Regions from separate parts of the Homo sapiens genome. Here all the other regions are linked to region 4. A link is a contact called in ENCODE Hi-C data. All regions are on one chromosome and are shown on one strand. The core of a region is the stretch at or near the end of the contact, and the rest is flanking DNA. Distances in the headings are between cores, read along the strand shown.

Evidence for each region. A loop is a pair of places that touch in the nucleus more often than their neighbours do. Pooled maps may share reads with other maps.
Region 1: a loop to region 4 is called in a pooled map, with 5 times the contacts of the local background. The contact joins the promoter of NCR3LG1 here to the promoter of HTATIP2 in region 4. A Hi-C loop is called at or near these places in 6 of 50 pooled maps.
Region 2: a pooled map shows a loop between it and region 4 (5-fold over the local background). The contact joins the promoter of PIK3C2A here to the promoter of HTATIP2 in region 4. A Hi-C loop is called at or near these places in 5 of 50 pooled maps.
Region 3: a pooled map shows a loop between it and region 4 (6-fold over the local background). The contact joins the promoter of NUCB2 here to the promoter of HTATIP2 in region 4. A Hi-C loop is called at or near these places in 6 of 50 pooled maps.

The regions. Positions count from the first base shown.
Region 1 is chr11:17,350,306-17,353,058 of GRCh38, forward strand. NCR3LG1 (natural killer cell cytotoxicity receptor 3 ligand 1) reads left to right here and starts at 1,495. Exons shown (of 5, transcript NM_001202439.3): 1 at 1,495-1,734. The coding sequence starts at 1,665. LOC105376576 (a long non-coding RNA gene) reads right to left here and starts at 1,561. Exons shown (of 3, transcript XR_931094.3): 1 at 1,474-1,561; 2 at 732-869; 3 at 508-606. RefSeq lists a silencer at 1,317-1,436 and enhancers at 1,433-2,034, 2,035-2,636.
Region 2 is chr11:17,206,538-17,209,350 of GRCh38, forward strand. PIK3C2A (phosphatidylinositol-4-phosphate 3-kinase catalytic subunit type 2 alpha) reads right to left here and starts at 1,449. Exons shown (of 33, transcript NM_002645.4): 1 at 1,311-1,449. RefSeq lists enhancers at 716-1,239, 1,240-1,762, 1,268-1,377 and silencers at 908-1,167, 1,518-1,597.
Region 3 is chr11:17,275,489-17,278,432 of GRCh38, forward strand. It overlaps NUCB2 (nucleobindin 2), which reads left to right and starts at 1,251. Exons shown (of 14, transcript NM_005013.4): 1 at 1,251-1,340. RefSeq lists an enhancer at 805-894 and a silencer at 1,085-1,514.
Region 4 is chr11:20,362,265-20,364,964 of GRCh38, forward strand. It overlaps HTATIP2 (HIV-1 Tat interactive protein 2), which reads left to right and starts at 1,450. Exons shown (of 5, transcript NM_001098522.2): 1 at 1,450-2,168. The coding sequence starts at 1,974. RefSeq lists silencers at 1,451-1,870, 1,657-1,799.

The DNA.
Region 1 (2,753 bases), core at 245-2,744, 3.0 Mb before region 4:
AGAGGTTGCAGTGAGCTGAGATCACGCCACTGCACTCCAGCCTGGGCAACAGAACGAGACTCTGTCTCACCAAAAAAAAAAAAAAAAAAAAAAAAAAAAAAAAGATGTTCAAATAGACATGATATTGGTAAAAACGAAAACACAGGTAATGACTTTTCATTCTAATGAAATATAAATAGAGAAACCTGCCGGTTTTACCCTTTAGAGTAAAAAGGGTACAAAAAAATTACCAAAACAGTAAAAATTACCAAAAGAGTAATTTGATAATTTCTACAGGGTGATGTGTATGTGTCACAACTTTGTGAATCACTATTCTGGGCATGTATAAGAAGTCGTCATATACCTCCATTGGGAATGTTATTTAATGATGTCACTAATACCAGACAAGGATGTCTCCTCAGGTAAGGCTCCTTGGAGGAGGCAGAGGTTGAGAAGAGGTGTAATTTAGGTTTTAAAAATTCAATAGCTGGACTTAACCTTGCATATCTCTACCTGTTATAACGGTGGTCCGGAAGGCTGCGATCTGAAGGCCCCTCAGCTAGTTGCTGCCACTGTGGGCACTCTGCGCATCTTTCACTTCTGAGCTCTTTCTGTATGCACTCTGTTCTGCAGATAAGTGAGAATGTGACTATTTGCTTAGTCAGTGACAGTGTCTCTAACCCTGGAAAGGAAGCTTTTACTCTCTCAGTTTTAGAGACATGTGAACAGGCTGGGGATATGAGGTCACTTACCCACTGTCTTATAATCAGCAGATGGCATGGTTGGCATTGGAGTTTAGGTCTGTCTGTGCTTTTCTGTACATTACATCCTTTTTAATGATGCGAAGGAAAAATGCAGTAGGGTCAATGAGACAAATGGAATGCAGGTTGCTGGGGAAAGAATGCAGGTTCTGCGTTATAAATGCACACACATTTACTGTGCCACTTGGGTTCTGAACTTTGCGGTTAAATTGATTTAAAAACTGGTGTAGAGGTGGTAAAACTTAATCACCGAATGAGAATATTTGGGTTTGCTTCAGGAGGTCGCAAGCCACTTCTTGATTAGTAGAAATGGGAAATTAAGGGCCACCTTCAGGCGTTTAACTGAATTGTCCTGGGGATTTAATTTGCCTTTCGACTTAATGCTAAATTTTTGTTGTTTTTGGTTTTTAAAGTAATGTAAGTTTATCGCGCCAACGGTAAGATGTCGCTCTGGACGCGTGCACCTGCTCTCGCAATCACCGACTGCGGTCAGCATCTTCCTTAGAGCAGCGCCCCGGGCCACTTGGATCCCGGTCTCAATTTACTAAGCGAACCCAGAGGATGCCCCGAGTCCTGGACCGCAGAGCCGCTCGCGAGAGGCACCGGGGCTGTAACCGCGCAACCTCGTGCCGCGGGCGGAGGCGAGGGAGGATTCCCCGGCCGGTGCCCGCCCCCGGGCTAAAGTGCGGCGCGGGTGGGGCTGGTCACGCGCCTGGCTTCCTGCAGTGCGAACCTGGGAAATCCAGGCGACTTCGCAGTTGCCGAAGGGATCTGAAGAAGTGGGATGTGCAAAAGCGCCGGCTGGAAATCCCGGCTGTGTCTCCGTCAACTCTTTACGCAACAGAGGTCTCCCCCTGCCCTTGGTTTCTACCGGGCCGCCTGCTCCCACTCGGCGAAAAAAATTACACAACAGCAGCCGCGGCGATGACGTGGAGGGCTGCCGCCTCCACGTGCGCGGCGCTCCTGATTCTGCTGTGGGCGCTGACGACCGAAGGTAGGGGGCGGCTGGGGTGGGCTGGGGCGGGGGCTCCTGGCGCCAGAGGGTCCTCGCGGGTCGGCTCCCTAGCATCCCGCCAGGGGACCTCAACTTCCTGGGGGCTGAGAGCTCTATTTTCTTTTCTATTTCTTCTCCTTTTTTTTTTTTTTTTTTTTTGAGACGGAGTCTCGCTCTGTCTCCCAGGCTGGAGTGAAGTGGCGCGATCTCGGCTCACTGCAAGCTCCGCCTCCCAGGTTCACGCCATTCTCCTGCCTCAGACTCCCGAGTAGCTGGGACCACAGGCGCCCGCCACCATGCCCGGCTAATTTTTTGTACTTTTAGTAGAGACGGGGTTTCACAGTGTTAGCCAAGATGGTCTCCTTGACCTAGTGATCCAGCCGCCTCGGCCTCCCAAAGTGCGGGGATTACAGGCGTGAGCCCCCGCGCCCGGCCTGGGGGCTCTATTTTCAAGCGTCCCTCCTTTGTGAGAAGCGGAGTCCCCGATGCAACAGGTTTACATTGAAGGCCTGCCCTGTGCAGGGTCGACACCTGTGAGAGCGGAAACGGTGCTTCCTTGGATGTCGCGCGTTTGGTGCCTCGGTATTTGGCGCCTCTCTCGCATCATCCGAGGGGCCGGAGGAGAGAAGAAAATCAGGGAATCGGTAAATTGGAAAAATCATTCATCCGCATATCAGTGGGTCCTCCTGGCTTTGCTAAGTTAGGTCTTTACTGAGAGAGGGAGGGGAGTGTTTTGATCTTGTGGTGACCTTCAAACGTTCTCTTGCTTTTTTGGGAACTCGTATGGGCGTGTTCTGCGTTAACTTAAACAGGAGACTAAAAGGCTGAAACGCGTATGTAGAGATATTTAAACTCATTTCTAACTAGAAGAATGGCAATTAAACAACAAGATGCTGCTTGACCCTTACTAGGCTGGCCAAAATACGCTCCTGGGTGCCGGGTGGTGGAGGTGGAATGTAGGAATCCCGGAGGCGCGCTCTGGGCGCCCCGAGTCACTGCAGGTGGAGGAGAGCCGCGTG
Region 2 (2,813 bases), core at 199-2,698, 3.2 Mb before region 4:
GCTGGGCATGGTAGACCAGCCTGGGCGACACAGTGAGACCCCATGTCAATTAAAAAAAAAAAAAAGAGCACCAACCCCAACTATGGCAGAGCTGCTAAAGGAGTCTCTTGTGGAGACTTGAACCACAAGCCAAGGAGGCAAAGGTACAAAGTCTCTCCTGGAATTAGTTCCTGGACTTCTGTGCAGCCTTCCCTCTTTCTACTATGTCTTCACCGTTCCCCTACAAACAGCTTTCTTCTTCTTGCATCTCTTATATGCTGTGGCCTTTGATGCTACAATAGATTTAAAAATTTTCCCAACAGAGCTTTTCTGCCTGAAACCCACCAGGAAAGATTTCAGGACATTCTTTAATAACTAATCTTGTTCAAAGAGGCAGGCCTCCTTCGTTTCACTTAATTCAAACCCCCACTGTTCAAAATAAGAATATAATTATAACCTCAATTTCTATCGGGCCAGTATAGGAAAAGAACTACAACAGGCTCTCTCTTCCACGTTATGTCCAGACTTTTTTCCTTAGTTTCTCCTTCCTCATTTCCCTCCTCAATCCCTCCTCCCCCAAAAAATAATTCCACAGCTAGAGAATGTCGTTTTTAAAGCCAGAAATTCAGTGAGGAAAATAAGTATGTGCCTTTTTCTTCAATTATTTATGATTCCTCCGTCACTCAGGAAGAGTTAAGCTAGTATTTTTTAATCTGACCGCTCTCTCAGAAGGATGATGCGCTAAATACACACTGAAAGAATAGTGTTCCCAAAGCAAGTGGATTCGCGGCTAAAGGCAACGCGGTGGGAGTGGGGGGTCCGGGAAGAAGAAAAAGTATCCTTGGCCCCCAGAGCCAGAGATGGGACAGGAGGTGAAAGAAGGGGCCGTCACTGAGAAGTACAACACACACACTCGCCAGAACTAACAATCTGCCAAGAAAATAGGACCGGCCACTGCGGCTCCAGCCCGGTCCCGCGGGACAAGGCGGGGGAGGGGGGCCGGCGGCCGGGGGGCCTGCCCTCCTTCTGTGGGACAAAACTAACTCCCTGGCGCACCTCCGCTCCCGAGAAGAGGGGCCTGGTGGGGACGCGGGCTCCTCGCACCTCCAGCGCAGCACTTGCTCACGGCCTGGGTGGAAGCAAGGCCCGGAGGGAGGGGGGAGTCGGGCTGGGCAACGCCAAGAGCACGGGATGGAGGGTCAGACGCGGGCACCCAAGGCACTGGGGGCCGCGACAAGAGACCCTTCCAGCCCGGGAACCCCGGGGCCCCTCTCCACCCTTGCAGAGCAGGACCCCGAATATCGTCCCCAGCCGCACCGACCGCTCCTCACCTCAAGCTGCCTGAGCCTCCGCCTCTACCACAACCTGAGCCGCCGAAGCCGCCACAGTCCGAGCCATTTTTCCCCTCAGCTGGCTCAGCCGCCGCCGAAAGCTTCGGCCGACTCCACAGCCAGCCAAGCGCAGCACGTCACTTCCGGACAGGGAAGCACCGCCTTCCCCGCCCGGACTTGTTGCGAATTGGCTGGCGCGGACGGCCTACCTGAGCTGGCGGGCGGGGCTTGGACGCTGCCGGGGTGGCGTGAGCAAGGGAGCTGGGGCGCTGGGGCGCACGGGCCCGGGGGACCAGGGTCTGGCTCTCTCCCGAGGAATGCTGAGCAGGCTCTGGACGCCTCTCCGTGCACACCCCAGACCTGGGGAGGGGAGCTCTCCGGACACCCCAGCTGGCCGCCCCTCGGGCCCTGAGTCCGAAGACCCGCTAAACAGGGCCCGGGCACTGAAGTACCCTATTGTTCTCATCCCCTCTCCCGGGACCCCGCACCCTCCTCCATCTAGGCTGAGGTTCCCAGATTTGTGTCTTGGCCCCTGGCGGCGCCGAGATTACTTTGTGATTGGAAGACTGAAAGGAACAGGCAAGACTTAAACTCGTCCACTCCAACCAGTATTTACCGAGGCCTCACGGTGGGTCAGGTGGTATACGGTGGGTAATTAGTAGCCTATCACGTGGTTTCTGTAAAATGCTTGATAGCACGTAAAACGCTTTCAGGTCGGCGTCTCGTTTCATCCTCACAACAGCCAGGTAAGGAAGATAACCCCCTGATAATAACTCACAGCCAGACGGCTCTTTCTACATTACAAAGTATTTTCACATGCAACCTCCATAATAATATATTCTTATTGAGAATTTAATGAGATTATGCTTGTAAAGCGTTTGGTCCTCACGTGTTAGATCTAAAAATTACGTAACCATGGGAAGATATAGGAAAATTATCCCCATTTACAGATGGGGCTTCTGGGGCACAAAGATGTTAAGGGGAGAGGAACGATTCCATAGCGTTTTACAACAAGATTGTCTTTTAAGCAGTAGGAGAAGGGGGTCCACACCATCCAGACGTTCACAATCTGATGTGGCAGACTGATTTAGGCTGCATTTCTCAGCCTAAACTAAAAATTATCAGCCTATATGATATACGCATAATTAGAAGGCTCTAAGAGAAGTTGAACTTTCAGCAAATAACTGGAAAGAAAGAAATTGGCCTGATTTGGCAGGGACGGGGGTTGGCGAAAGGGGGCTAGGGCAATGGGGAATGTGGAGTGGATGAATCCCTCATAGCGCTGTAATAAACATGCCTGCACCTCCGCAGGGATGGTAAAATTGGATGGAGTTTCTATTCTATGGGGAATTCTAGAAACAAATGTGATTATTTCTTACGGCTGTAGCTACTGGCTGTTGTACACCCCCCCCCCTTCCAACTCCTATCTTTCCCCCAACCCCGCCCCTCCTCTATGCACACACACTTCCAGGCAGGCTACACACTCTAGAAGAATGTCCCTTA
Region 3 (2,944 bases), core at 1-2,500, 3.1 Mb before region 4:
AGAGTCCAGTTGTGCAACAGAGGCAATCTGGCTGGTAGTACTTCCTGATAACAGAAGCTTTCATTGCTAACATACTATGTGGCAGATTCTGTACTGTGTGTTTTTGTTTGTTTGTTTTTTTGAGACAGGGTCTCACTCTGTGGCACAATGATCATGGTTCACTGCAGCCTCGGCCTTCTGAGCTCAAGTGATCCTCCCGCCTCTGCCTCCGCCTCCTGAGTAGCTGGGACTACAGATGTGCGACACAGCACCTGGCAAATTTTTAAGTATTTTCTTCAGACTGAAACATCATTGTGTTAAAGATAAAAAAGTAAAAAATATTCTTGTAGAGATAGGATCTCACTGTTGTCCAGATTGGTCTCAAATTTTTGAGCTCAAGCCATCCTCCTGCCTTGGCCTCCCAAAGTGCTGGCATTACAGGGTGAGTCACCATGCCTAGTCTGTACTGTTTTCCTGGCAATGTTATCTCATTCAATCTTCGTGAATAACCCTAAGGTAGATATGATACCAATTTTTCAGGTGAAAAAAACTAATCGGCAGGATGAAACTTCGTAAACAGCCTGTGGCTCCAAAAGCTTCTGGAAGGCTCAAGCTACCCATGTGCATCTTTGAGCCTCAGTTTCCCCATCTTTAAAATGAGGGGTTTGGAATAGATGTCTGTTCTCTGGGGCAGGATGCAGAGGAAAGAGCTGTCTGCGAATGGGCAAGAGAGAAGGTGGGTAAATACAGTTAAACCACAGTGACCGAGGGCCCAGCACAACGGGGGTGGGTGCGGTTACAAATGCCGTTAAGATTCCCGCCAAGGCGGAGGACGGGGGTGTCAGAGCCGAGCGAGGCCTGTGGGCGAGAATAGGCCTGACAGCCATTCTCCGACCTGCGTGGGCGCTGCAGGCGCAGGCCAGAGGCCAAGGGAGAGGCGATCCCTGGGGCTCTGCCCGGGTCTCAGGACGGCACCTCACCCGCCCGAGTCCTGCTCCACAGGATTCTCCGGGTAAGCTAGGGAAGGAAGAGGCGCGGCCTCCTGAGCCCGCATCTCAGAGCGCCACGTCCCTCCTGGCTCAGCCTCCCACCAGGCTCCACAGCTTCGGCCCTCCTCACCGCCCGCCTCCAGGCTCCCCGGCGCGGCCTTGTCCCTGCTCCCGCCAATCGGCGTCGTCAGCAATCGCGAACCGGACCAATCAGCGGCCGCAGAGTGTGGGAACTGTCGCCATGGCAGCCAGGAGGCGGGCGCGCGCGGCGGGAGGAGGGGCAGAGCGGAGCGGTGGGCCGGGGGCTGGAGGACAGGTTTGTGCGCTGGACGCAAGCACCAGGCGCAGCCTCGCTCGCCGAGACCCGGCCAGGTAAGGCCGGTGGCCGCGCGGTAGGTGCGGAGCAGCGCGGCGGGAGATTAGGGGTGGGGGAGTCCGGAGATAAGGCTCCGGTCTTCGCCTGCCTTGCCAGAGCAGAGAGGATGGTGGGGGCCGTGCTGTGGGCGGGGCACCGGCGGGGAGGGGGCTCCCAGCGCGAGCCGGAGGCGCTGGGTTCCCTCTGCTCCACTCGCAGCTGGGCACCCGAGCTTTCTTCGGGGTCGAGGAGGGTGGCTGGCTCTTGGCGGGGAGCAGGAGAGGGTAGGTGCCAAACCGAGACCCTGGCGGGGTCCCTTCGGGTTTGGGCAGGTCGATGGGCAAGGGGGTGCCCACTAGTGAGGAGGGACACCCACCAATTCCAGGCGATGCTCCCCTGTGCCGCTCAGCAAAGCTAGGCCCGGGGATCCTGCTCTTCTCCGGTCTGGTTAAGCCAGCAACCTCTGACACTTAGGAGAAAGTTAGTGTAAGTCGTGATATGCTTTTCACTTAAGTGACAAATTAGGTACGAGATGAACCCTTTTGGTTTTAGGAGATGAGAAACAGTATTTCCTTGTTGCACCTGCTAAGTGGCAACTCAGTGAGCAAATATGGTTATTGTGGTTGGTGTTTGCAACGGTCTTAGATGACAGTTATTTTACAGTATCAAATGGCTGGGAGAGGGAGGGAAAGAAGGAGAGAGAGAGAGAGAATATGAGGGAATGAGAATGAACGGGAACCATTATGATTTTTGAGAGACAGAACCTCTTGAAATTCTATGTCTGCTAAACTTCTAAATTGAATAATGTACATTTTATGCAATTGAATAAGCTAGTGCTACCATTTAAGCCTGCTACTAAGGCTCTGTTAAATCCGTGGACGAATATGAACACTAAAAGATATTACCTTGGTTTAAAAATAGGGGAGGTTAAATGCAAATATTTCTGATAGTGAATTTTGTTTGAGGGAGATTGTGGACTTTCCCTATGGGAAAGTTAAAGAATTGATGAGATAGATGCTTTAAGGAATGTTTTTGTTTTTTGAAACTTGAATAAGTTCAACAAATGTTGAACAAATATTTCAACAAATCTTCTTCAGCTAATAGGGTCAAAAATTAAAATTCTGGAAATTTAGAATTAGAAATGAAATCTCAAATAATGTCACTCTCCTAATTAGGATGAACATGGAAACTTCTATTTCTCATCGTGGTCTTCAAGCTTTCCATGATCTCATCTACCTTTGTAGTAGGGGGTCAAATTTTTTTTTTAACTAGACAATTTTAGAAACTTAAAGGAGGCAAAAATTTATTTCTGTCTCCGTGTGTTTACTCATGCTCTTCTCTATCCAAATTTTACCCATCTTTTTTTTTTTTTTTTTTTTTTTGAGATGGAGTCTCACTCTGTCACCCAGGCTGGAGTGCAATGGCCCGATCTCAGCTCACTGCAGCCTCCGCCTCCCGGGTTCAAGGGATTCTCCTACCTCAGCCCATCGAGTAGCTGGGATTACAGGGACCCACCACCACAGCCAGCTAATTTTTTGTATTTTTATTAGAGACGAAGTTTCACCATGTTGGCCAGGCTGGTCTCGAACTCCTGACCTCAGGTGATCCACTTGCCTTGGCC
Region 4 (2,700 bases), core at 200-2,699:
ATGCTCTATATCTTGTTTTTGGTGGTGGTTATTTAGGTGTATATACAATCTCCTAAAATCATGGAACAGAACCTTTAGGTTCTGTACATTTTATTGTATATTAATTATGCCACAATTTTAAACAAAGGGGAAGAATAGACAGGGTACAATGAATAATTTCTGTGACAGATTTGATAAATGAATTACTAGGACAGTGTTTGCTGACAAGGTTTAACATTGCATTCTTGTAGAAAACCTTTAGGAACTCAAAGGGAAGAGTCCAGGCACTGTGACAGGCCAGTGGGGAATGAACCACACTGCTCTATATTAATCAAGCTTTTTTATTGCAAACAACAGAATATATCTGGTAAGCTTATACAGCACAGGAATTTATCAGAAGAATAACAGGAAGTACTGTATTCACAACAGTCTCTGAAAACAGGCAGGAATTTAAGACAAGATCAGACCATCAGATGGCTGGTGGATCATATGATGCCATAATCCTATACCCTTGCCCCAACCAACCCACATATATCTCAGGCCTTCACTGCATCTTTTCATTACTCCTCCAAAACTGAAAACCTATGCGTGAGCCTCTGGCTTGCTGAGCCTAGGCAAAGCCTACATATAATAACTCCCATGGAGATGGAAGAGGCAATGTGTTTCATTGGCTTCTAGATGGGAGGTGGGGCCCCCAAATGACCAATGTTCCCAACAAAACCTGAACAATCTGAAATTATTCAGATTTCTGCTTGTCATTCTAACCTCTGTTCAGGACTTCCAAGATCCAGGACAGGCCCAGTGTAGATACCTGTGTCCCAAACCACTGATCTGGGCTAGGAAGACTGAATCACAGGTGTGGAAGGTCACCCGGGTTCAACCATCTAGGTGATGAATTAGGCCAGGACCTGGGCAGGTAGACCATTTATTCTGGGGAGATATGATGCGAGCTTGAATTACATGGGAGAAATATTTGTAAGGCAGATGGGATAACAGGACTTGATAAGTCTGTAGTGTGGAAAGGCTAGAAAAGAAAGGAATCAAAGGAATCCTGATTTCTGACTTGACAGGGTAGAAGGAGGTGTGTGTGTGTGTGCGTGTGTGTGTGTATGTTTATGTAGGGACAGTGACACCCAAGAGAGGCTAGGAATAGGTTTGTTTTATTCCTGTTTGGGGTGGTTGGGTAGGCAGGGTTAAGTTTTTGACTTGGTGAATTTGAGATGATGGCCAATATACAATTGACATTCCAGCTGGGGGGACCATTGAAGATCAAGTCTGGCAAGTCTACTAGCTGGCGCCTGGGTGAGCTGAGCCCAGCAGGTGAGGGAAAACGCGGGAAGAGGGTCTTGCAGATTCCAAACTTAGGAAGGGTCGCGGCTCCGCGCACGTGCTCTCGGGGTCACCTTCCCCGCGCCTGTGAGGGTGCCAGGAGTTCGTCTCCAGGTCCCGCCCCTGTGGGCGGGGCGAGGCAGCGTCGCCGCGAGGCCACCCGGAAGACCAAGCCGGGTAGGCGCTGTCTCCGTCGCCTCCAACCCCCCCGGTCCGACCAGGGAAGGTGGGATGCTCTGATGGCCGGGCCTGCGGCGCTGAGCGCGGCGGCGGCGGCTGCTCTGGCGGCCGCCCTGCTCCTGCTGCGTCGTGAGGACCCGGGGCCGGGGGCTGGCCCCAGGTAACCCCTCCGCGTATGGGACCGAGCTGGGCCAGGTCTCCTGGCCGGGCCGGGGATACCGTGGGGTATGCCCAGTGATGCCAGCAGCTTGTGGCACCTGGGCGCACCCTCCAGCTCGGGCCCCTTCCGATGGGTCTGCTGGCTCAGGTGCGGGCGATGGCCGGGGAGCCGCGCCCCGCACGTGACTCAGCACTTTCCCCAGAGCCCGGACTGCGGAGAACAATATCCTCCTCCCTAACAGATAAACAGCCCTTGTTCCTCGGGATAAGGACTGGCAGTCCCCTGACACCCTAAGACCGGCATCTGTCGATGTTATTTCCCCAGCATGGCCGAAACAGAAGCCCTGTCGAAGCTTCGGGAAGACTTCAGGATGCAGAATAAATCCGTCTTTATTTTGGGCGCCAGCGGAGAAACCGGCAGAGTGCTCTTAAAGGAAATCCTGGAGCAGGGCCTGTTTTCCAAAGTCACGCTCATTGGCCGGAGGAAGCTCACCTTCGACGAGGAAGCTTATAAAAATGTGGTGGGTATTTCAGCTGGGACTCAAATGGACCCCCAGGATTCTGCGAGGTGAACATATTTCATGCCTAAAGGCTGAATACTGCCCTGCCAGTGGTGGGGGTAGTGAGAGGCCATCAAAACTTGGCCAAGATTGGTCTGTGAGAGTCCCTCCCAGAAGTCTGACTCCTGGATTGTAGCCCAGGTGTGCCTCCCTCCCGCTCATTGTGTGGTCTTGGGCAAAGCCCTTCTCTCCATCTGCAACCCTATAAAGCTGGGTCTGGGTTGTAATGGGGGTGGGGGCTGGTGAGACAGAAGAGCACTGTTTTCAGGGTCATACAAGCTGTATTCTAGAGGCAGCCCTGGTGACCTTGAGAATTTTCTCAGCCACTTTGCTGATTTTGTCAACCTGCGCACTTCACACTAATATTGTCAGGGATTCTGAAACTGCTTTGCAGAGTGAGATAGGTCTATGGCAGTGAAAGGTGGGATTATTCACTTACAAGAATTTGCCCTGCCTGACTTCCCAGGCTTGTGTCTGTAAATCGGATATTCCC